Linked DNA regions of Homo sapiens: region 2 is linked to region 1. A link is an interaction called in ENCODE POLR2A ChIA-PET data of the cell type or tissue named here. Cell type or tissue: OCI-LY7. All regions are shown on one strand. Links, peaks and the distances in the headings refer to the core of each region. The heading gives the core; the rest is flanking DNA. Region 1 overlaps LOC285762 (a long non-coding RNA gene). Region 2 overlaps MAN1A1 (mannosidase alpha class 1A member 1).

Evidence for each region. Peaks named below come from ENCODE experiments on the same cell type or tissue, not always from the same donor. Only the 100,000 strongest peaks of a DNase experiment are listed, where the experiment ranks them.
Region 2: POLR2A ChIA-PET joins it to region 1 with 12 read pairs; 2 of 35 experiments call an interaction of 5 or more read pairs at or near these places.

The regions. Positions count from the first base shown.
Region 1 is chr6:119,442,150-119,455,227 of GRCh38, forward strand. It overlaps LOC285762 (a long non-coding RNA gene), which reads right to left. Exons shown (of 6, transcript NR_046100.1): 6 at 10,398-13,044. Among named protein-coding and RNA genes, the nearest start is that of MAN1A1, 99 kb to the left of the region's middle. In OCI-LY7, for the core only: no CTCF peak of the experiment used is centred there; DNase peaks (open chromatin) are centred at 2,612, 7,292 and 7,632; H3K4me3 peaks cover 1,071 bases; H3K27ac peaks cover 3,587 bases.
Region 2 is chr6:119,333,014-119,344,049 of GRCh38, forward strand. All of the region lies in intron 2 of MAN1A1 (mannosidase alpha class 1A member 1), which reads right to left. Among named protein-coding and RNA genes, the nearest start is that of MAN1A1, 11 kb to the right of the region's middle. In OCI-LY7, for the core only: CTCF peaks have their summits at 887 and 1,089; a DNase peak (open chromatin) is centred at 888; H3K4me3 peaks cover 968 bases; H3K27ac peaks cover 359 bases.

The sequences.
Region 1 (13,078 bases), core at 2,399-10,398:
CTCCTGAAGCCAGCAAGACCACGAACCAACTGGGAGGAACGAACAACTCCAGACGCGCCGCCTTAAGAGCTGTAACACTCACAGCGAAGGTCCGCAGCTTCACTCCTGAGCCAGCGAGACCACGAACCCACCAGAAGGAAGAAACTCCGAACACATCCGAACATCAGAAGGAACAAACTCCAGACGCGCCACCTTAAGAGCTGTAACACTCACCGCGAGGGTCCATTCTTGAAGTCAGTGAGACCAAGAACCCACCAATTCCGGACACAGTTAGTATTTAAGACAAAATTAGAATTATTTTTGGAAATCCTTTAAATTATCCATAAAGGATAGTGAATATAGTTTTGAGGATATAGCTCTGTTCAGGAGTTCTTTGAGAACCACCAAGGTGGACAAGAGGAAAGAACAAAGAGAAAGGATATAGGCAGGTGTGTCTGACCTGTCTTCGAGGTAACCACTACATCCTTGGAGGTAAAAAGGGTTGAGGATTCTGGAATGTTCCAGCTTGACTGCTGATTACATCACTCTGTTTTAATATTAAGCCTTTATAATCTTAACACACATACACTTTGCTTTGTGGTTCTGAGGATTAAATAAGATAATATATGCAGATGAGCCTAGCTCAGGCCCTGCCATATAGTAGATGCTCAAAAAGTGTTTGCTGGATTCAAGGCTAAATCTTGCTTGGTCAGATGAACATGTGTACTGTTCTTCGAAAACGGCCACCTGTTTCCTGTTTTTCCAACTTGCTTTTTCTCTTTGAACAGCTGTTAGTTTCACGGCCGTTGAAGTGGAGTCACAGGGTTAGGAAGATCTAAAGTCAGCCTGTCTGGTAAACGTGCATGTCATGAGGGTCACTAAACTCTCAGCCCAACCGCGCACTTCTTTGTACATGTCTCTTCCGACTCAACAGACCTGCGTTATCCTCCCTGTTGCTCCATCCTCTAAAACCCCTCTTTCTTGAGTAACAAACTGTCCAGTATTGCTAGACTTTTATCTGACTTCTCCAATTCCTTTCCTTACCTGACACCCATATGGGCACTCAGCCAGGCGTTTTTTTTGTTTTTTGTTTTCTCTGAGACAGGGTCTTGCTATGTCACCCAGGCTGGAGTGCAGTGGTGCAATCTTGGCCCACTGCAGCCTCAACCTCCCGGGCTCAAGCGATTCTCCCACCTCAGCCTCCTGAGTAGCTGGGATTACAGGCACAGGTCACTACACCTGGATAATTTTTGTATTTTTTGTAGAGACAGGGTTTCGCCTTGTTGCCCAGGCTGGTCTTGAGCTCCTGGTTACAAGCGATCCACTGCCTTGGCCTCCCCAAGTGTTGGGATTACAGGCGTGAGCCACCATGCCCAGCAGAGATTTTTTTTTTTAATTGTATAAATCTGATGTACTTTTTGGTTTGTTCCATGCTCCATTTTTTTTTTTCTTTTTCTCTTTTTTTTTCCTACCAAAAAAAGGCAAAACCTTCCATGTTCTTCAAGGCCAGCAGTGGGTGAGTTTCTTCCTGGCTTCCCAGGGTTGCTTCCAGACCATCGCTCCTTATTAAAACCCTGCTCCTTGTCCTTTCTCCTCATAATATCGGTTAACGTTTATTGAACACTTCTAGGAGCTAGACAGTGTACTAATCATTTTGCATAAATTATTTCGCTGAAAACTCACAAAAACCCCATAAGATAGGAACAAACCTTATCATATCATTGTGAGGTTTAAAGAGGACAAAAAACTTATTCTCATTTGTGTAATGTGAATTCAGAAGTGTCTAACTCATTGGCTTATTGTGAGGTATAAATATATGTAAAGTACTTAGTAGATACCATCTGAGTGTTTGGTGTTATTTTTGTTGCCGCCAGGGTCTCTGTGAGAAGGTGGTTAAGCTGGGATTCAAACTCTAGCAGTCTGACTTTAGAGCACGTATCCTTAGTCATTATGCATGGCCAGGTGATGTTTTACCAACCTCTCTTCATTCAGGGGAGATATCCCTGGCTTACAGCTTTCGAAGCCAACTCTGCTGTAGTTCTCATAGGCTGTTTCATAATGCCTAGGCTGACTCATTCTCCACCATTGCTCTTATTTCCTTTGCCTTCTGATATGGTTTGGATCTGTGTCCCCACCTAAATCTCATGTTGAATTGTAATCCCAGTGTTGGAGATGGGGCCTGGTGGGATGTGATTGGATCATGGGGGTGGATTTCCTCCTTTGGTGCTGTTCTTGTGATAGAGTTCTCACGAGATCTATTTGTTTAAAAATGTGTGGTTAATCCCCCTGCCCCCACTCCTGTTCCAGCCATGTAAAACGTGCCTGATTTCTCTTTGCTTTCTGCCATGATCGTACATTTCCTGAGGCCTCCCCAGAAGCAGATCTTGTCATGCTTCCTGTACGTCCTGTGGAACTGTGAGCCAATTGAACTTCTTATTAATTACCCAGTCTCAGGTATTTCTTTATAGCAATGTGAGAATGGACTATTATACCTTTTCTGTGACAATGTTCTTCTTTTAGCTTCTCTACCTTAACTGCCAAAACATCCTGCATCCTGCCTCTGAAATTTCTGACTCAGGTACTGTATTCCACTTTCCAGCTGCAGGCTAGTATCATTTCACTGAGAACTCCACTCCATTAATGCCACCACAGTTTCATTATCTATCAACTATCCCTCACTTCCCTTTTTGTCCAGCTTAGATTTTATGGTAGAAGTCATAATCATGTCCCTACAGACACTCTCACCTCCCTTATTCAGTTCTGCGATGAGCACACTCATCTGCCACAACTTTAGCACTGGTTGGACCTATCTACCTTCTTTGTATTTAGATCTGAACAAATGTGTATGGCTGGAGAAAAATCAATAAGGAGGCTGCCTGTTTCATTAAATAAATTCATCATCATATTTAGGTGCCTTAAATAGGTACTCTGCACTGCCTGACAGTGTTTCCCTAATAAACTTAATCATTCTCAAGAGAACTGTTTTATACTTTCTCCCCTCCCCCTTACATCTTACTCACTCTCACTGATGACCTCATTTCTTATTTCATTAACAAAATAAAAGTAATGAGATAGGAACTCTTTAAACTTCCCATTGTCAGGCTCTGTATGGCAGACACGCCTGATAGCCGTAACTTAAGCATACACTGAGAATGATCCTGTATGGCAGATGCACCTGAATATGTGTTCAGAGTTACAAGTTAAGGAAACTGGGAGTGGCCAACTCAGAAATTCATTTCTTATCTATGAAGAACATATGAACCTCCACCTGTCCCATGGAACACGGGCTGTGCAGGGGGTTGAGGCCCTTTGTTTTGGGTTAAATGAAGGCTGTGAGGTGGAGGTTGCTGGAGGAGGATGCTATGCAAAAATGCTATATAAATTGCATGTTTTTTGCAAGTGGTAGCAGTTCTGTCATCCAACCCATTGCCACTGGGCCACTCTGTATCTAAGTCCCCTTAGTAAACCCTATGTCTTGTTTGCTCGCTCTGGGTCTCTTCTTGAGCCTCTTGAACCTGATACCATCCCTAATGAAGTTAATAGGGATCCAGCTTGACAGGTCCATAAAACCACCCCTGCATTAGTTCCCTCCTTTCCTTGCTTCTTGTTAATGTAGAGGAAGTGTCCCTCTTCTTGTCAAAGACCAGCCTCTACATGTGTTCTGGATCTGACTCCCTACTGTTTTCGCAAGGACTTTTCTGCATGTCTAACTCTCCCTCTCAGTGGGGATTCTTCTCTTAGCATTCCGCAGTGTTCCAGGCTGGCCCCTCTTAAAAGCTCTCCTGCAGCTGCATATACTTTTCAATTTCCGGGTAGCTTAGATCTGAAGTGGACCGCTGTCTGCAGTCTCTGTCTCTGCTTCCTTACCCCACATTCACTTTATCCCCACCTCATCAGCCCTCTCCTATTTGGCATCTACACCACTGTTCCACTGAAACTGCCTTTGTGAAGGTCTCCGATGAGCTTGATGCTGTCAAACCAATGGATGCTCTCCAGTCTTTAGTTAACTTGCTCACAGTATGGCTCCATCTTTTCTTTCAGAATCACATCTCCTTAGAGAGGCCTTACCTAATGACTCAGCCTGAAATATTCTCTCCCTTCCCCCCCTGTGGTGTTATTACATCACTCTGCTTCATTTTCTTCATAGCACTTATTATCTGAATTTATCTTGTGCTTATTTGTTCATTTGTTCACTGTATGTCTCATGCCTCCACCTAGAACAGTGCCTGGCACATCACAGATGCTCAATAAGGATCTCTGGAGTGACAGACAATGCTTTATTTAGAATCATCTCTCCCCTTCAACAACTCAGCTTTTGTTAACTGGATGGAGTTTGTCTGCCTGACTCTCTCTAACATCAGGATGAGTTCACTGCTGACAAGCTGCCTTGCCCGTCAATCAAGGAGATTTCCTGGTGGGCCCTCTCATTTTTGGACATATCTAAGCCCCATGTATGATCGGCCTCATTTTGGATCTGGGCTTTCCCTCCCTTTATTCCTTCTTTTATTCTGACTCACTCACATTATTCTGGCCACAGGTTTCTAGTCTTTTATTTTCTTTTTCAATATGAGCCTCAGTTATAAAACCTCCTTCTTTCTAAACACTAACTACAGGCTTCTCTGTTGATGGTAATGAACAGGCATCTCAGAACCAGTTTGGGAATGTAGCAGTCTTACATTTGCCCCATAGTCTGGAAAACTTCCTTGTTTTAGGGCCAGCTGGCTAAGCTCCAGATCTTGTCTCCAGTCTTCTGAAATCTTAAGTATCTGGGTCAAAGTTATTTGCAGACTTGACTTTGGTTATTTAGCCACAAAACTATTGTGGCCATCCTGCGCAGCATACTGACAGTGAAAATTAGGCGTGTTCCAATGATAAGTCCAACCTGTATGTTTTTCTAGGGTGTGTTTGACCAGCATGACAGGGAAAACCAGCAAAAGTACCAGAAAGAATATCCAATTAATAAATATCACCAACTGCCAGCCAGACAATGTTATTTTCCATTCTTCTATTGTTAAACAAACATGAAAACAAAACCCACAAAGTTATCATTGAGAAATTTTTAATGATAACTTCACTGTATGTTTTCTTTGAATTTGTTTCTTTTAACCATGATTTAATGTTAACACAAATATTCCTATATGCACAGAAGCGTAAACATTTTCTTGAGACCTGGACTCAGCATGGGTATATGCTAGAAATCTAATACTAAAAAAATGCCCAGAGCATGACCCAGTGCCATTGGTTGTTCAACTTCAGCCCTTATTCTGACTATGTCCAATAGCTGTATCTAGGGTGGTCATTTAATTTATCATCCAAACTGGGATACTATTAATAATTATGCTGGAATAGTATGAGTAGACATGGGCTGTTCTGAGAAAATGGAAACGTATGGTCATTCTTACCCTAACTTTGTATAATAAGTGTGGAACTCTCCAGCCTTCCCCAAGCAAACAAAGGCTCTGGCCTTTGCAGCTGTAACTCAGTACTGCCCTTGGTCCACAGGCTTGAAGGTGTACAGAGGCACAATTAGTCACTAACTAGAGCCTTCTTTAATTGCTATAAGTGCATTTTAGTTATCTTTTCACAAATTCATGATAACAGGGACCATATTAAGATTTACCACTGGGCTTGGTGGCTCACGCCTGTAATCCCAGCACTTTGGGAGGCTGAGGTGCACAGATCACCTGAGGTCAGGACTTTGAGACTAGCCTGGCCAACATGGTGAAATCCTGTCTCTACTAAAAATACAAAAATTAGCCAGGCCTGGTGGTGGGCACCTGTAATCCCAGCTACTCAGGAGGTTGAGGTAGGAGAATCACTTGAACCTGGGAGGTGGAGGTTGCAGTGAGCTGAGATTGCACCACCGCACTCCACCCTGGGCAACAAGTGCAAGACTCCATCTCAAAAAAAAAAAAAAGGTTTCCCACCCCACTTCCCACAAAATAAAGTAGGCCCTCAAAAATTCACTTTTAGAAAGAAGGAACTGAGAGGGAGGCTTGACGGAACAAGCTTCCATTTTCCTAACACAATGACTGTCTAATTCAACCCATAGGCTGTTATGGTAAGTTTGTGTGTGTTTGTGTGTTGGGCATGGTGGAGCGGGTGGGAAAACAGAGTAGAAAAGTACTGGGATTGGAATTAGAGCTAAATTTGCTTCTCTGCCCAAACTGTGAGGTACATATATACATATATATGTGTGCATGTGTGTGTGTGTGTGTGTGTGTGTGTTTGTGTACACACACACTTAATGGAAGAAACATATGAACCAATGAGTTTCTTAGAGAAAGTTTCTTAAATGACTGCCAAAAGCAAACAAATAATCAATTGGAAAATGCTTATATTCCAATAAATTTTTTAAAAAGTTCATGGTACCAGATTACTCTTCTTCTCTCCTTTGGGGTCATCAACTCCCACCTCCCTCTTGTTGGCAGCCTTGAGCTAAAGGCTAAACTATATTTGAGCATTTCCAGTGGTAGTAAAATTGTTATCTGCCTTTGAACAGCTGTCTTTTTGTTGTTTTATTTCATTTTAAAATAAAAATAAATATGCACATAAAAATTGTGCATATTTATGGGGTTCAGTGTGACGTTTCAATACATGTATACATTGTATAATCATCAAATCAAAGTATTTAGTGTACCCTCAAACATGGATCATTTCTTTGTGGTAAGAAAGCTCTGACTCTATGTCTTTCTTTAATTGAACTGAAATCTGTCATCCCAGGTGACCAACTGTTCTGGTTTGTCTGGAGCTGTCCTGTTTTAACACTGAAAATTCTGCATCCCAGGGCATCCGTCAGTCCTGGGCAAACCAGGACAGTTGGTCACTCTGCCTCTAATTGCCATCTGTTGGCCTTATTCTCCATCTTGGGCTATGCGAAGAATGCTATTTTTTCTTCCAAACAACATCCATTTTGACACATTTAAGGCACATTCCTCTAGCTCCAATCATTCTTACCTGACACAGCTTTAGATTGTTTACTTTCCACTATATATGCTCAGAGTGCACTATCCCCTGTTCCAGGAGGAGCTTTCTGTTCCAATCCACGTTTCCATAGAGAAGGGGAATTTCTCTTCCCTCTCCCTGGGGAGGGTGGGTGTGAACACTGGTTTCATCCTCCACATTCTCTTTCATCCCTCTGAGAGGAAGAGTTACAGTAAACCTGGTTTTTGAGAATCCCACATCCTTTGGGCCAAGGGTCTCACAGTGGCCAGGATTCCTCGACCTCAGAGGTGACAAACAGGCTCTGTACTGCCTCTTCCACTGCCTGCCTTGGCCTCATGGATTCACAGAAAGAACCTGGCTCTCCTCCTTCCTCTTTTCTGCCTCTAAGCAGTGAACACATTCAATGTAGAGAGGCAGCCTAGAAGGAAGTTTCATGTTTTTGCTGTAATTTCCAATTTCCCTACTTCCTGGGTGAATGCTTAGGTCAGCTATGCCCTGTAAGCTTGGTTGTTTTTCGTTTAGAGTGGGTGGGAAGGAGGAGGCCCCCCACTTTCTCCTGTTTTTCTAGAGCGCCCAGCACATTGAAAGGTACACTTGTCATAACAAGTCTAATTCTTTGATTCCTCTTTTGGTTTAATTTCCCACACTTTTTTCTTCCTTGCTTGCAGTAGTGATGGAAAGGAGAAGTGAATCTCTGAACTTTAAAGTTCATTAACCTGGCCTGTAAGATGTGGAGTAGCACTGAGTACAACACTGAGTGCCACACTCAACTTTATTTGCTCCAGTTCTAGCACTTCTTTAATCCAGCCTGTGACCAAATCAGTTTCGTACTGACTTTATTGTAGATTCAGTTTTCTTACTGATAACTGACATCCCTGATAAGGCACACATTTCTCCCCACATGTGTGCATTGATTGCTTGTATCAAAGTCCAAAGATTTGATAATCTCTGTTTCTGCTATTCCCTTCTCAGCTCACGGCTATGAGGCTCCTGGTCCCCAACACTTCAGAGCAAATGCTACCACTAAGCTTACTGATGACTTTCACTAAATGATGATCTTCATCTGTGACTCCTCCGCCTTATCTCTATTCACTTACTCTTCTGTGCCTCCTTCAAACCAATGGCTTTATCTATCACCTATGTATTGATGATTCTCAAACCTATACTCATGTTCCTGACCTCTCTTCTAGGCTTCATATTCACATAATCCACTTGTTTGCAAGAGAGCTCTATCCAGATATCATACTTGCACCTTAAATTCAACATGTTCCAAATCAAATTCATTATCTTGGTATAAGATTTTGATTTTACTCCAGTATTACCTATATTGGAGACTGCAACCACTATTCACATAGTCTTTTAAGTCAGAAATCTGATTACTCTTTATAGTTCTCCTCTCTTTTTCTTTCTCCATCTTTAATAGGTCCTGTTAACCCCACTTCCTAAATATCTTTTACAACCTTCTCTTGCTCTTTGTTCTCATTGTCGCTACTTTTCTGTGCCCTTTCCTTTTGGCATTGCTTCAGCAGCTTCTGAATTGTTCTGTCCGCCTCCAGTCCTGGCTGGCCCCATTGTCCACACTGTTGCCAGAGGACCCTTTCTAAATGGCAAATCATACCACGTCATGCCCTACTTTCTAAATCCTCCATAACCGCTCATATTCTTCAGAATATGGATCAGATGTTTGGTTTAATATGGAATGTGTTTCATGGCTTGTTCCCTGACTATGCTTTAGCCACATGTCCTGCCACGTCCCTGCCTCTTGCACCATCCTTCCTCCCATTCTCAACAACCTGAGAGTTCAAGAGTGTGTTACGCTGCTCTATGCCCCAGTGCCATTTCCACACACACTGCTTCCTCTACCTGGAGTGCCACTTGTCTCTCTCCCCCAGCAAACTCCAGCCCACCTACCCTTCAGGCTTATGTGAGGACTCACCCTCTGCAGATGTTCCCCCGACCCCATTATCTCCTCACCAGCAACCAGTCTCATTTTTGATGCTCCTATTGAAATCTAACTAAAACTCATGGCTCAATAGATGGCCATTGCAGCTCTACACTGAGGTGGCTCAAAAGATTATTTATGGGTGGAGTGTAGACTTTTCTGTAGAAAGCCCTTCTACATCTATACTATCAACAAAACATATATATATGATCAATGTCCCAAAGCTATACTATAGAATGCATGGGCACGTGTATGTGTGTGCGTGTAGATGGTGGTGGATATAACATATCCTGGAATATTTTCAAAGGAAGACTTGTCAGTTGCCTGTAACAGTCAGAGGGAGTTCTTAGTAGTTTGTTCAAGAAACGTCTGGTTTAGTGAAACTGAGCAACAGAGCTTCCCAGTGAAACTGCCAAGTTCCTATGTAACCACATGAATGATTGTTAGATGGAATTATTGAATATAAACTAATTAAACCAGGGAATAGCTGCCAAAAATAATGATTTTTATCTTTAGAATTATTGGTCATAACCTATTCTTTCTAACACTCAGACAGCTGAACCAATTAATTTTCTATTACTGTTATTAGTTCATGACAATAAAACTTTGTCATCAGCATAGGAAAGGGATATTTTTCTTTCTCTCTATAGTTGAAGACTGTGCGTTTAAATATCCTGAGGGGGTTTTGCTTCATTAAAATATGTTTAAGAGGTTTAAATTATAATTTGATCTTTTAGGAAGCTTTCTACGGATCCCACTTCTCACAGTGATGCTAAAGAGAAGGTTCTGTATAAGAATTGCCAGCTGGGGGGCATCCAGCTTAAACTAAAGCTCTTGGTTTGCAGAGTTGAAAGCTGAGGACAGTCAACAATCTTTCATTTATACCAAAATGACTGCCTGTGTGGCCAATACTTGTTATACTTTTGTCTTGACAAATGTCTTCACAAGGTGATTAAAGTTTAACAGGGTCTACATTGAGATAGGGAACACTGAAAATTGCCAGCTCGACTCATGCTTTTTTAGCCTAAAAATTTAGAACTAAATGGACATATGGGTTACCTACAAACGTGACTGTAGTTTGAATAAGCAAAGGATTGTTTATTTTTACAAATGAGACAACTGATATTTCATACCTAGCTAGCAAATATCACACCTAGATGTAATAAAGACCAATTAATTCTCAAGAATTGAGAGCCATCAGTGAGAACAAACAAATTCATTTTCTGGATATGGTTTATAAAACAGAGAAAAATAAGTCTCCTAGGTGCTAGTAAGAATCCAGGCTTCTGCAGACTGTACCTGATCCGTGCCACAGATAAGTTCATCCCCAATTACACCTAGATGTTTAATATCTAATTAAATTGATAAATGTCAAAAAAAGTTGTGTCGAAGAACATGTAATTAAGAAAATTCTTATCAATGTATATTTCATGAAAAACAAAATATTTAAATGAAAAAGCTTAACAAAAGCATATATAGTACGATCTTAATTTTTAAAGATGCATATATATGCCTATAAAAACATTGATGAAGCATTTGGAAAGGCATTTTATTTGTTTGTTTATTTTGAATAATTAAAGTGAGGGGAAATGGCCAACACCATTTAACTATGCTTCAAAATCCATCCTCAGGATTATAGTAAGCAGATAGAGGCAAACTGTACTGTAGTCTCCAAACATGTGGCCCTCCAGAGATGGGTACAGGAATGAACATCTCCTCCATCTTCTCTCAAGTGCTATCTTGGTTTCTGTTTTTGATTCTTTTTGGTGAGGAGTTTTTAACAAGAGCTGACATAGCTGATCCTAGAAGAATGGCACGGGAGGAGATGGCCCTCTACCACACCGACCCTGGCAGAGCATGGTACTCTGTGGGTAATCAGTTCACACAGAGCAGTTTTCAACTGTACTGCAATTGTTTGTCTTCACTACCATACAGTTGTGCTCATTATTTCTCGATGTGCACATATCTGGAGAAGCCCAGAACTTCTGGCTCTTACATGGAGGACCCCAGTGCAGATGAACCATTTTCACTGAAGAAAGACATTAGGATTGGTTTGGGGAGGCGAAGTAATGTTTTTCCTTGTTGCTGTCTCTGTCATATGGTACATAGGCATATGGAAGGAAGGGTAACCACTCCTGACATCACTGTGAGCATTGTGTGGGCATGTGTGTTTGTGCGTGTGTGTGTGTGTGTGTGTGCGTGCTTGTGTTCATGGGTGCATGAGGGGGTATGAAGAGGATGTGGTGGCTTGGTCTGTAGGATCAAAGGGCTTGAGCAGCATGGGTGGACGTTGCCTGCACACACAGGGATAGAAAAAGGCATGTTTTTGTTTCTGGTGGTTGGGGCAGATGGTGGGCTCATTCCAGCCTCTGTGTGCTTCGAGAAATGAGAAATCAGGCAGCACAGGGAGCTGAGCGGGCCCGGAGCTGGTCCTGCTAGGTTATGAGTGAGTGAAGGAGTGGGCTGTGTGTGTGTTTCCAGCTTCTACTGTGGGAACGACTTCCATACAGGCCTTAAATAGGAAAACTACTAGCAATTCTAGCTCAGTATCCTTTTTAGATATGCATGAGGAGAGAAAGTTGGGAGACACACATTCAGCTGGCAGGAAGTTCCTTTTTTGTGCCGACTCAGACATGGTTGAAAGCTGTCTCTACAGGACAGTACTCATGGCATTTTAGGCTGAAGCTTTGAAGCTTTGCCTCACTGCAGCTATTTATAGAGGAGCTGATTTTTATAAGAACAGAAAGTGTATTCTTGAGGGCAAGCTTTCCTTTCTTTTAAGATTTCTTGAAAAGATTTAGAAAGGTTAAACAGTTACTACAGAATCTTATGGTAAAAGGCATAACACTGTTTAGAGTAAATAAGGGAGTCTTTATGAAAACACCATGATGCATATACAGTAGCTTCTGCATGAATCAAATTGTATGCTTTGAAAGCATAATTGATATTCTTAGGTGGGATGATGGCTTGGTCCTGTCAGTATACTGAATAGACCAGTGCCAGCCTGTAAGGGATAATGATTAAATCAAAAGAAATGACACCAGCAGAGGAGAACAAATAACCCATATTAGAATATCAGCATGAACTTGAGTTTGGGAATTATTTATAACCTTGAAATTCAAAAATAATTTCTAGGGAGCACATATGAACACATACAGATGACTTGTCTCAGCATCTAATAGAAACTGCTTTTCACTGGTTTAAGTAAATGGTAATTCTTAGGTGGAATTGTGTATCTCTGTTAGGAAGATTATGATAATTTGCTTGGTCTTGGAAATCATATGAATAAAAAAAGAGCACAATTCATAGATGGAGGGCCTCTTTTTTCTTCTTTCACTTTTTCTTAGCATATACATTTTAAAAAGTAACTATTTCAGAAAGCAAAATGAATACAAGTTATTGATAGAGTGTGTTGCAGAAGAATTTTTCTTTTTGAGCTTACAGTTCCTATGGGAAGGAATGCAGAATTCTTCTAGCTATTGAAAAGCATTGGAGTGTGATGGCAGAGCTTAAATAATGTCCTGTTTTTAGTCAGGGAAAGGGTTCGATATGTCCCTTGTGTACCATGGTGAGAACAAATATACAAATACTTACATGACATTGGGCTGTCTTCCTCTAAATGTTTTTGTTCTGTCAGTGGTGTGAAGGGGGGAAAAAGCCAGTAACTCATAAAAATCGCATTTCTCCATTTCATTTCAGGTGCAAGTTTTGTTCCTGAGATATATTCAAAGTGGTGAATAGGACAAAATATGTTTTGTGTTCCCATTCATCTTTAAAATAGCCTCTTGACACTGTTAGCTTGTGACCAGGCAATTACTTGGCACGTAACCCATGCAGACACCACCCTTGACAGAATTAGAGGAAATTCTTCTCCAAGGATGAAGTGTTCTTGAACAATTCACTGGAAGCACTAGATACAAATTCGCTCTTTTTTCTATATCTCATGCATGCCAACTTGCTTGCTTACTCATTTTCATGTGTTATAAATGGTTTTGCTTGTTTCCTGTTTCATTTCCACAATTATCCCTTCCCTGTGGTTCACATCAGTTAAGCAGAAGATGGAGGTATTCCACACACTTGTAATTCAGGTCTTCTCAGAGCATTTTTTCTGGGTTATTTTAGAGGGTGCTTACATGGTGTCAGCAATAACCTACATAATTCTTCAAGTGTCATAACGTCTGTAAAAAAAAAAAGCCTCCATTTAGCTCACTT
Region 2 (11,036 bases), core at 232-8,231, 110 kb before region 1:
CCTGAGGTGGAGGAAGAACCCTCCCTCCCTGCCAGTTTGGTTTATTACCTTCAAATCAGCCCCTGAAAATGCTGTCTGCAAAAATCCCTCAGTGTTTTGGAAAACACTAGCAACACGGGTGATGCATGAGATTTCAAATCAATCAAAGGCATTACTTCCTAAGACAGCTTTCGAGCAATTCTATTGATAATTAAAGGTCCACAAATATGCTAACTAATCATATAACTAGACAGCTTCCTCCCTCAGGAATTCTAAAAGGTAGGAGTGAGTGCCCACAGGTCAGAAAAAGGTGATCCTTCTGAACACCAGTGGTAATGTATGGAATTCACCTCTCAAGGTTCCAGGAAGCGAGAGGGCTGCTCATTCCCTGCTGCCAATCATAGTCAATTACTGAGTATTAAGGTGACTAGTCTTCTGACGTGTGTAACATATATAATACCACTTCTGCAACTCTCCTGATGTCTGCCTTTGCACCATTAGTACCGCCTCTCTCCAGCAGAACACACTGAAGGATGGAAGATGATTAAGAGCATGGGTAAAGTACCACAGAAAAAGACAGCTAATACTAAATTAAGCTAATTATTAAGCTAGAACTAACACCTGATTACCTGCAGCATATCTGGCTATAAAATCCTCAACCTCTATTACCAGATCAGTCAAAAGTGGAGAATTTCTGTCAAAACCTGTATTTATCAAGAATACATAAATTCAGACTAGTTTTCTAATAAATAATCTACTCCTGGTTAACTCAGACCAATACCTGGTATTATACTTTGCCCATCTTCTTCCTAGTTTTCAAAGAAGTCCCTTCTAAATGTCTAAATTCTAGTGCCTTTACCTTATAAAAACCTAGGGTGTAATTCTTCAGATCACAGGTGGGTGGAGAACTACAACCACAGAAGCAAATACACTGACTTCCCAGACTCTCAGGTATATTCTAATAGGACCGTAGTTAAAGCTTTAAGCAAGAAGCAGATGGAAAGCATCACCATCCCCAACTCTCCCAAAGACACCTGTTTTAAACTTCCTATTTCAGCTCATCCTACTATGCTATATCTTGGAATATAACTCTTTTTTCAATTTATAAAATTACAATGGTTTATTTTCGATCAATTTTAGAAACATTTGACAAGGTATGGGAAGTAAACAGAAATAACCTTTGATTTTAATTTTCCTATTTTCTTTACCATCAACAGCAAGCAGATTTTAAATTCTAAGATTGAAAAATATAGACCTAGGGGGATTTTAAAAAGCTTGGGAAAAGAGACCCAAATATCCTCGTGCCCAACAAAGAATATCTTTCCTTTTATTAGTTGGTTTTTATTAAACAATTCCTGCCTTGAAGTCTAACATGAAATACTTTAAAAGTTAAAAATTATATCATAGATTAAAAGCTTTCTATTGTTTTAGGTTGAATCATAAGAACTTAAGTGTACCTCGTATGTTAAGACTAAAACAGCCAAAATGTTCTTCTGAAAATCTTTAAGAGTATAATGTTCCAATAAAAGGAAGTAAACTTTTAGAACATTAGTTGGTGTTCTGTTTCCAAATCTAATCCTCCAGGCATAAACTACATTTAAGGAGCAGATTAAAACCACCCAAGAACAAATTATTAATTCAGTTTTCCATTTCACTCTTGAATTCTTGTCTTAAATGCACTAGGAATCTCTGCTGCCAATGTAGTTAAAGCTGCAGCAGCTCTAATAATCAACGGATATTATCACAAAGGGTGGATACATCCTAAAATGAAAGCACCATATGCCTAATTATTGAGCTAAATTTACACATGTAGTTATCTCTGAATGAAACATTTTCAGCTTTTCAGCTCACAAAAATTATTTCTTTCTATGCCCTGAAGGTATTTCTCCAGATTTCTTTATCCCTGGCTTTCTTTCCTCCCCACATATCTGAGTGTTGTGTGACAGCAGGCCCAGAAGTCAGAAGTAACTGGACACTGATGAATGAATGAGGAACCACTCCATTCAACACCCTCTCTATGGTTTTCCTGAGGATGAGCATCCCTTCTGTGTAATAACAATTCTAACAAGGCAAAATAATGCTTACTTTCCTGCCATAGGAAGTGAGAAATTTGGCAACAACAACTAAAAGGGGAGGCAACAATAGAAAATAGAAGCTATTGGTCAATACAGCAATACTGCAGCCAAAACATACTTTTCTTTCCTGGAAATGACTTTCTGAATCCAATTTACCTACCAACCCCTTTCCTTATCACTCCTACCAATTCCTAGCTGCTAGTAAGTACATACTATGTATTGAATAATGAATGATACATGCCAGGCATTGCGCTGAGAGATTCACATACATTTTCTATTTTAATTCTTACAACAACTCTGAAAAAGAGGAATTATTAACTCCATTTCAAAGGCGTGGAAAGGGAGGACAGAAGTGTTTCTACTCTGCCATACTGCCTCACATTTATAAAACATTTTGTTGATATACTTAATCTGGGTTACATTTAGGATGAATTGCCTTTTATTGTCAAATTCTGGGCCACGGACCTATGAGATAAAAAAGGTGTCCCCACTTCTAGGGTGTCTGAAATCTACTTGAAAGATAACATATATGCACACAAAATCAGTGACACACAGGCCAAAGATAGAAATAATCAATAACATGGGAATTTGGAGAAGGGAGAAATCAGTGAAGGTTGAGAGTGTAGAGAGGGCTTCATGAGGACATGGATTTTGAGCAAGTGAGAAGACTCTCCTTTTGAGAACCATAAAGTAAACAAGGTGAAATCCTAAACGACATGTGTTCTGGAGATAGTAACTATGTAAGTTTTGTGGAAGCACAGTCCTTCCTGGGAAGTAACAGAGATACAACTCAACAAATAAACTGATGCAGATTTACAGAAGACTACGGATGCCAAGCTAAACATTTGTGACTTCACTGTGACTTCATTCTAGAGCAAAATGTTTTTCTAGCTGAAGTCACTGGACCAGAAGCATCAGTATCACCTAGCAACATGCTAAAAATGCAAATTCTGGGGCCCACCCAGGCCTACTGAATCAGAAACTCCAGGCTTTCAAAATTTTTTTATTATTATTTTTTTTGAGACAGAGTCTCACTCTGTCACCCAGGCTGGAGTGCAGTGGCACAATCTCGGTTCACTGCAACCTCCGCCTCCTGGGTTCAAGTGATTCTTCTGCCTCAGCCTCCCGAGTAGCTGGGACTACAGGCTCACGCCACCACACCTGGCTAGTTTTTGTATTTTTCGTAGAGACAGGGTTTTACCACGTTGGCCAGGCTGGTCTTGAATTCCTGGCCTCAAGTGATCCTCCCTTCGGCCTCCCAAAGTGCTGGGATTACAGGTGTGAGCCACTGCGCCCGGCACCAGCAATCTGTTTTAACATGCCCTCCAGGTGATTCTGATGCATGTTGAAGTCTGAATCATTACTTTATAGGAAATGGAGGACCATTAAAACCTGAGTTGGGCAATACGAGAGAAGTGATGTTTTAGGAATATTAATAGTCATCTGTAGAATAAACTGCAAAAGGGACCACTGACAAATGCATAAAATTCATTGAGCCTCTACCATGCAATTATTTATATGACACAGCACTTTTCAGGAGAAACAATATGAAATTGGGAAATAGAAAACCAAGCTTCTTTCTCTTTCTCAAAATATCACACCTTCTTAGGGAGGAACATGTTTATGTAATTCTGATTTCTCTAGTGGAAAATAATAGCTAACCTATGACTTTTCATTTTAGTGTGGTACTGTAAGCATTACTCATTAAGACACCTTTATCTCTCAAAAAATTTTGCCAAAATGGAAACAAAACAAAACCAACTCTAGGTATATCCTGTATAAAATTGAAATACAAGAAAAATGGCAACCCTTATTAAATACTGTCCAGTATTCTAGGTAATAAAGAAAATAAATGAAGACTCTACCTACTTTAAAAATAACATATCTAAAAAAAAAATACTGGCTGTAGATATAAACACTTTTCAATAAAATAACAGAATCTTTATATTCGAGTGTTGACCTTTAAAGGAATCTCACAATCATCTACATTTATTTCAGCAGTGTTGTATTTGGTCAAAAGACTTTTTTTTGTTTTTGGCACCACTTTCACCAGTTTACAGTCATATAAGAAAATGAATGCAGTTTTCATTTTATAAATCATTCTGGAAAACAACTTGAAAACTGGAAAAGGCATTTCCTATATTCATTAGTCTCTTTATTCACTAGGTCTGATTCTAAATGACTTCTGACTGTTGTAAAAAAAAAAAATCAAAAAGACAAAGACTTGTAGCCCATGAGTATATACATTAGAAAGGACTTCAAAGATGAGCGGACACCACTTCTGGAATACCAGATTACTTAGCGCGAAATCACACTTAACCTGAGTAACTCCTGTAGGCATGTTTATTTCAAAGAGCATATTCATTCAACAAATACATACTGGGCCCTATTATGGGCAGGGCCCAGAGCTAACTGATCTGTTGGACACATGGATGAATAGGGGAAGCTCTTTCTCCTGCCCTCAATATGATAGTTCTGGAAGGGACGGACGACTGCAAAGAGCCAATGTCATAGAAATTCTGTATTCTTGGGAGTTAGGGAAAACAGAAGTACTTCCAACCCTACACTGTGGCTTTATCTTATTACTGATGGAATACTTAATAAATCATCATTTTTATTCACCCTAACTGCTAAAGCAGCTTTCAACAGTAGTTAATAAATCACCTTCATTTTCTATTCTCCTCAACCACCCCACCTTTAAAGCTACTGAGTTCTTCATTACACATTCTATGTTAAGTAACCACAGGAGGATTAAATAATGAAGACTAACCAAAATGCTTAATATGAGTGAATGTATACAATGCATTAGATATATGCCAATTATAAAATACGTTTTTTACTACATAAAGTTCATTTTATACTTCCTAATAAGAATGCCTTATAAAATTGCTGACTTGGGCTAATAACTCCTTAAATCACAATATGGACTTCTCAGGCATTTCTAATTATGAGCTGAAAACCTGTAGTTGGCTAGATAAAACATTCAACACTGCTAGTTGACTAAAAAAAAAAAAAAAGTCTCCAAAAATAGCACTGTAAATATTCTAAAATTACTATCATGTCTAACCACAATTTATAAAAATAATATAGTACATTTATGTCAATCGTTATTCATCACGTTAACACAGTGTTATAGCCAAATTTAAATAGTTCTGGCGCTTGGCAGACTTTTATGAACCAAGGTCAGAATATAAATACATTTTGAAATATGCAGCTCTTCACTATCTTAAAAAACATGACTAAAAACATTTGAAGGATTTAGGGTGGAAAAAAAAAAGCCCAAACTTCACACACAAAATATCATGCTTTTCTTTAAAAATAAAATATCTTTGACAAAATGCATATTTATCCTATTTACAACACTGAAGGCCTCTCACATACAAAAGATTAGCCTGCCTCTTCACACATAAGAACAAATATTTCTAGGAAATCTCATGATTTCCTTTTGGTTAATTTTTCTTCTTTAAGAATTCAGCTGTGTAAGACTTGCCATTTTCTGGCATCATTAAAATCACTTCTGAAATTCTATTTGGACTACTTTTGATCTTCAACTATTAGAAAAGCATCCTGATTCATTCCAAAAGGAGAAAGATCCTTCCGCAGATCTCCAGAGAGGTCAATACCTTCCTCAAGTATCTGAGGCAAAATCCCAACTGTCACTTAAAAATGAAGATGCGCTGGTAAAGCTGGCTAGGTCTCAGCTGAAGGATGTGGGCTGTCCCAAGTGCCTGGTAAGAGCTCCTATCAATAAAGGATATTTTATTCTAAGTGTGCAATCTAGGGGAAAAATTTTTTTTCTTGCAACTTTGCTTTATAAAATCCTAACTCTCGCCTTCAGGACTTTGCCTCCCACAGGAGTCCACGTTCATTGAGCCGGCTTGCCAGATCCATCTCCCCTGGTGGATTTCACTCCTTAGGCCTCCAAGCTCTGCCATCTTCTCTATCTTCCTCCTTTCAAAATTTCCTTGTTCTATCTATACAACTCACAAGGAAGAAATGCAAATGATCAACACAGGAGAAAGTGTTGATCAAAGAAAAGCAAACTGAAAATGCCATATACTGCTTCATCACTTATGAAATTCACAAAGAATCAACAGACTCCATTCATTATATGACACATGGGAGTATAAATGGTTTCTGGAAAGTTATCCCTCAAAATGTACTATCTGTTGGCCAATTTATTTCCCCTCTTAAGAATTTAAGAGAAAATCCCACTTACCAGGGTGTGTGCAATAAAAAGTGAGACACAAATTTACTGGACAAAGCTGTCTGTCTCAGCATTTTTAATAAAAACAAAAAAGTGGAAATAATCTAAATGTTCAGGTCCAAGGGACTGGTTAAATAAAGTATCATGTTTTGACATGGATATACTGTGCCAACATAAAATGACACTTGCAAAGAAAATGAAAAACAAAAAGTATATATAGTGTGGTTATAACCCGGCGTCGGGGGGTGGGAACGAACTTACATATTGGGGTTAGGGAGGAGCATCATTGACACTACTTAGTGACTGATAAAACTATGAAGGATTTGTTTTTTTTTTTCTACTCTAGTGTGCTTTCAAATTTTTCTTTCCCAAGCAGACATGAGTTTATAAAGCGAAATAAGACAATGGAAGATACTTGCTTCAACAAACCTATTCTATCCTTTGATAAGACAAATCTCAAAGTATAATATTAATAATTCTGCTGAGCAACTTTATCCATCTATTTCTAAAGCAAGCCTTTAAGAATCAATAAATGGACACGCATGGTGGCTCATGCCTATAATCCCAGCACTTTGGGAGGCCAAGGTGGGTGGATCACTTGAGATCAGGAATTTGAGACTAGCCTGGCCAATGTGGGGAAACCTTGCCTCTACCAAAAATACAAAAATTAGCCAAGCATGGTGGCAGGTGTCTGTAATCCCAGCTACTCAGGAGGCTGAGGCAGGAGAATCGCCTGAACCTAGGAGGCGGAGGTTGCAGCAAGACAAGATTGCACCACTGCACTCCAGCCTTGGCAACAGAGCAAGACTCCATCTCAAAAACAAAAACAAAACAAAAACAGTAAAAAGGAAACACTGGTGGTGAATTTCTGGCAGCTGGGAATGAGATTTTGAGACTGGGTAGATACCCCTGAGCTTCCCTAATCATTCCACAGGTCTGTTCTCTTGTCTTATGCCCCGACAGAGAGAGATACAGTGAGGAAACACACTCCCCTTTTAGTACATAGCTCCAGCATGTATTCCCGTGAAAGAGGAACTAGGGACAGACAATCATGACCTAAACATCAGCTCAGGAAGCTGGACATGCCACCCCCAGTGTAGGCTAGGATCCCTGGCCTCCTGTCCTATTTCTGAGATCATCCTGTCACTTAGAAGAATTGAGTGTTCTGAAGGGACCTTGAGAAGACCATTTAATGAGGAAGGATTTGGCAGAAATGGAGACACTAGCAATAGCTTGTAGTCTATGGATGGCTTGAGTTCACGTCTTGGCCATAGTCATTCACAGGCCTTCGGACACCAATTACTGCCACCCCCTTTCTCATAAACTCCTAGCACAGACAAACAGGCACCAGCAACAAAGGTTGTTTCAGAGGGTAGCAATGCTGTGTTATTAAACCACCCTTTCAGAACTTGGTGTCCTTCATCAGGTTTTTATCCCCTCATCTCCATGCCCTCTCTCATACTAAGTTGCTAATACTAAACACTCCCACACAAGACAGGACGATCTAATTAGTGACCCACATAAAAACATGAACAATGCAAATGAAAAGTTAATATAATATGTTCTGAGTGTCACTTGAATGAACGATGTAGAGCAAGAGTGATGAGAAAGCAGCAGAGCAAATCAGGAACTGGGCTTTTGATAAACTTAAGAGCCAGGGAGATGAGCAGACTGAGAAACACGAGCGAGAAGGAGTCATTCTAGTCACAAAAGTCAAGTAAACAGGAAGGATACGTGTACTTTTCAATTTTATTATCTCTGTTCTGGATTATCTGCAGGACTGCTCAGCTCTAAAGTACCTAAAGCAACTACCAGAGTATTCATGACAGAAATGAGGGCTGTGACTTTTAAATGCTCTTAAGCCTTAATCTCATTTGGTTTTTTTTCAAGTACCTAATGATCACAGAAGTCTTTATCAAAACTCAGTGGGGGCGGGGCACTGCTGCCACATTCTCCGGAGCAAAGGAATTAGCCAGTATTGCTTTCTTAGGCAATCCCCTACCCAGCAAAGACGTCCCACCTCCCTCTAGGATGGTCTCAGTGGGGCTTCTGGCAGTTGGCCTGCCATTTAGGGCTGAGGAGGAGGGAGGGCCTGGTCAGCCAGTCACCAAAGCACACGTTCTCATTAGAGTCAAGATTATCCCAGGTGGAGTGGGGCCTGGTTCTCAGTACTTCTCAACACCTAAGAAGCAATTCTCAGCTATTGTTTGTACACTGGGGGAATCTCAGGAAGTCACAGCTCACAGGCCTTATTTCTCATGTGTAAAATGAGTAGTGGGTCTGGAATCCTAATAAATCTAAATTCAATGTGAAGGTCTCAAAAAGACCAAACTCTCTGAGCTACAAAATAAAACTGATTTATGCTAACTTTGACTACTAAGTGATGGACTGAGCTCTGATTATAGAATTTATCATAATTATATAATTTTTGCCAAGCCTAAAATAATAATTCTCACTTCTTAAAAACATTCCTCCAAGATGAAACAGATTGAAATTCACTTTACTCGATCTCTCTCTCTATTTAGAAGAATAACTTCAATACTTAAGATAGATAACTCAGCCAAGGCATGGTGGCTCACACCTGTAATCCCAACACTTTGGGGTGCCGAGGTGGGAGGACTGCTTCAGCTCAGGACTTTGAAACCAGCCCGGGAAATATAGTGAGACCCGATCTGCATTGTGTAAATAAAAAAATTATTTATTAGAAAAAAGAGAAATTAAGATAACTCGACTGTGACTACTCTGAAAGATGGTATCTGCGGGAATAGGCATATTTGACTATGAGAAAGAGACAAATTAATTCTTTAACATATATTCTGAAGAAGCTGAAGATGTATATGCAGTAAGTATATCATTCTAAAGATACTTAAGTTTTTTTGGAATTTGGTAAAAATCAAAGAAAATCAGAGTTGACCGTAGCAAAATAAAATTATAGGTATGGAAGATCTTTTTGATGAACTGGAAATGTATCCCTTTAAGCACTAAAACTCAATTTTAACTATTTTTGATACCCTTTTGAAACTTCATTATCCACTTTCCTGAGTTATTAAACAGCATATGGATCAATGCAATCTTGGCTTGATGGCTTTAGGTGGTGACCAGTAACAGCAATAATCACAAGCAGCATTTGTTGTGTGCCCACTTCATGTCTGATACCATTCTAAGTGCTTTACTATCACATTTAAGCCTCAGGATCCAACAAAGTGGGTACTATTAACCTCATTTTACAAATGAGGAAACTAAAGTTCTGAGAGATTAAGTAATTTGCAGACGGTCACAAAGCAAGAGAATGGTAGAGGCCAGATTCAGACCCACGTTATCTGAGTCCAGATCCACCCTTCTAACCACTACATTGCTTCAAATGGATGGATCAGAGACAGGTAAGTGCATCCCAAAAGAGAATCGCCAGAACCTACTTGGGTGGAGAGAATTGCCCATAGATTGGTGTGATTTTTACATGTCTACTTTTAAAACAATCATCCTTTAGGTTAGCTGTCATTCTTCTATTATCCATGGTGCAATATCAGAAGAGCACACACATTTATAATTTTAAAGCAGCCCTTCTAGTCATCACATGTCCCTTCTCTGGGTGATCCCCTTTCACCCTTTGTATATACAGTAACTCACTCTCTTCTTCTCTCCCTTCCTTCTTCTTCCCCACTTTTCCTCATAAAGAATGTTTAACTGAATGATTACAAATGCCTGTGCTTCTTGGAGAGATCTTTATAAAGAAAACAAGATGTCCTATCAAGCTTTCCCCGGGTGTCTTTACAAAGAAGAAGATTTCTAAACCATGCCACTGGTAAGATTTTTAAAAATTACTATAATTGACTTAAAAACTACTTTGATCCATCGTTGGCTGAAAAAAAAAAAAAGAAAAACCACCAACTTAGTATAAGGTCAAATTTATAATAATGCAGAATTGTATGTTTTCTGTACTCTCTATTAGGGTCTGCAAATAGTAAGCACGGATAATTTATACAATTCTTTGGGGTTTTATTTAGGAGACAAACCATGTGGGAGACAATGCGCAACACTCACAGAAGACTGGGGCTTCCCTCTGCAACTCAACTCTGCCACTAGCTGGTGATGTGATTTCCAGAATGATCTTTGTGTCTTGGTTGCCTCTACTGTAAAATGAATGAGCTACCTCTCAGATCTCATTCAGATGCAATACCTTACGACTCGGAGCATACACTTAGTTTTAAAATCTGAGATTTAAAGTTATCATGGCATAATTTGCAGAGTTTGTGTAAAGGGCCTTTTAACAGATTGAGAGGTTGGGGGTGGGGATAAGATATAGTTCAATCACTGAACACCAAGCAAGGAACTAGGCTAAGAATACTGAGGGAAAAGTCAAGACTTATTTCCTCAAAGAGGGAATCTCTTCCCTAAACTACCAAACAGGTATCTTGTTTATTATTTTCGTCTACTTGGCGGGGAGGTTGTTTTGCCACTCGTTTCACAGTATCTCTGGAGCCCACAGTGGCTGTTCCTATTTTGACTAATCAAACCCTTCTTTGACCAACATACACAAGATTATAAAGAAAGAAATTTAAAAGACCACAGGTGCTTGACTGGGTTAGGAGGTATAACCAGGTTCCAGTGCAATTCTGATCTACCCTGTGTATTCAGCCCTCATCCCTCACACGGATCTGCAGGCATTCCTCCCCTCTGACCTTCGGACACATGCTTAAAATTCTCTTCAATGAAAAATTTGTACCACCACAGCTTATGAAATAATCTGATTCAAATATGTAAGTTCTTCAATGAAT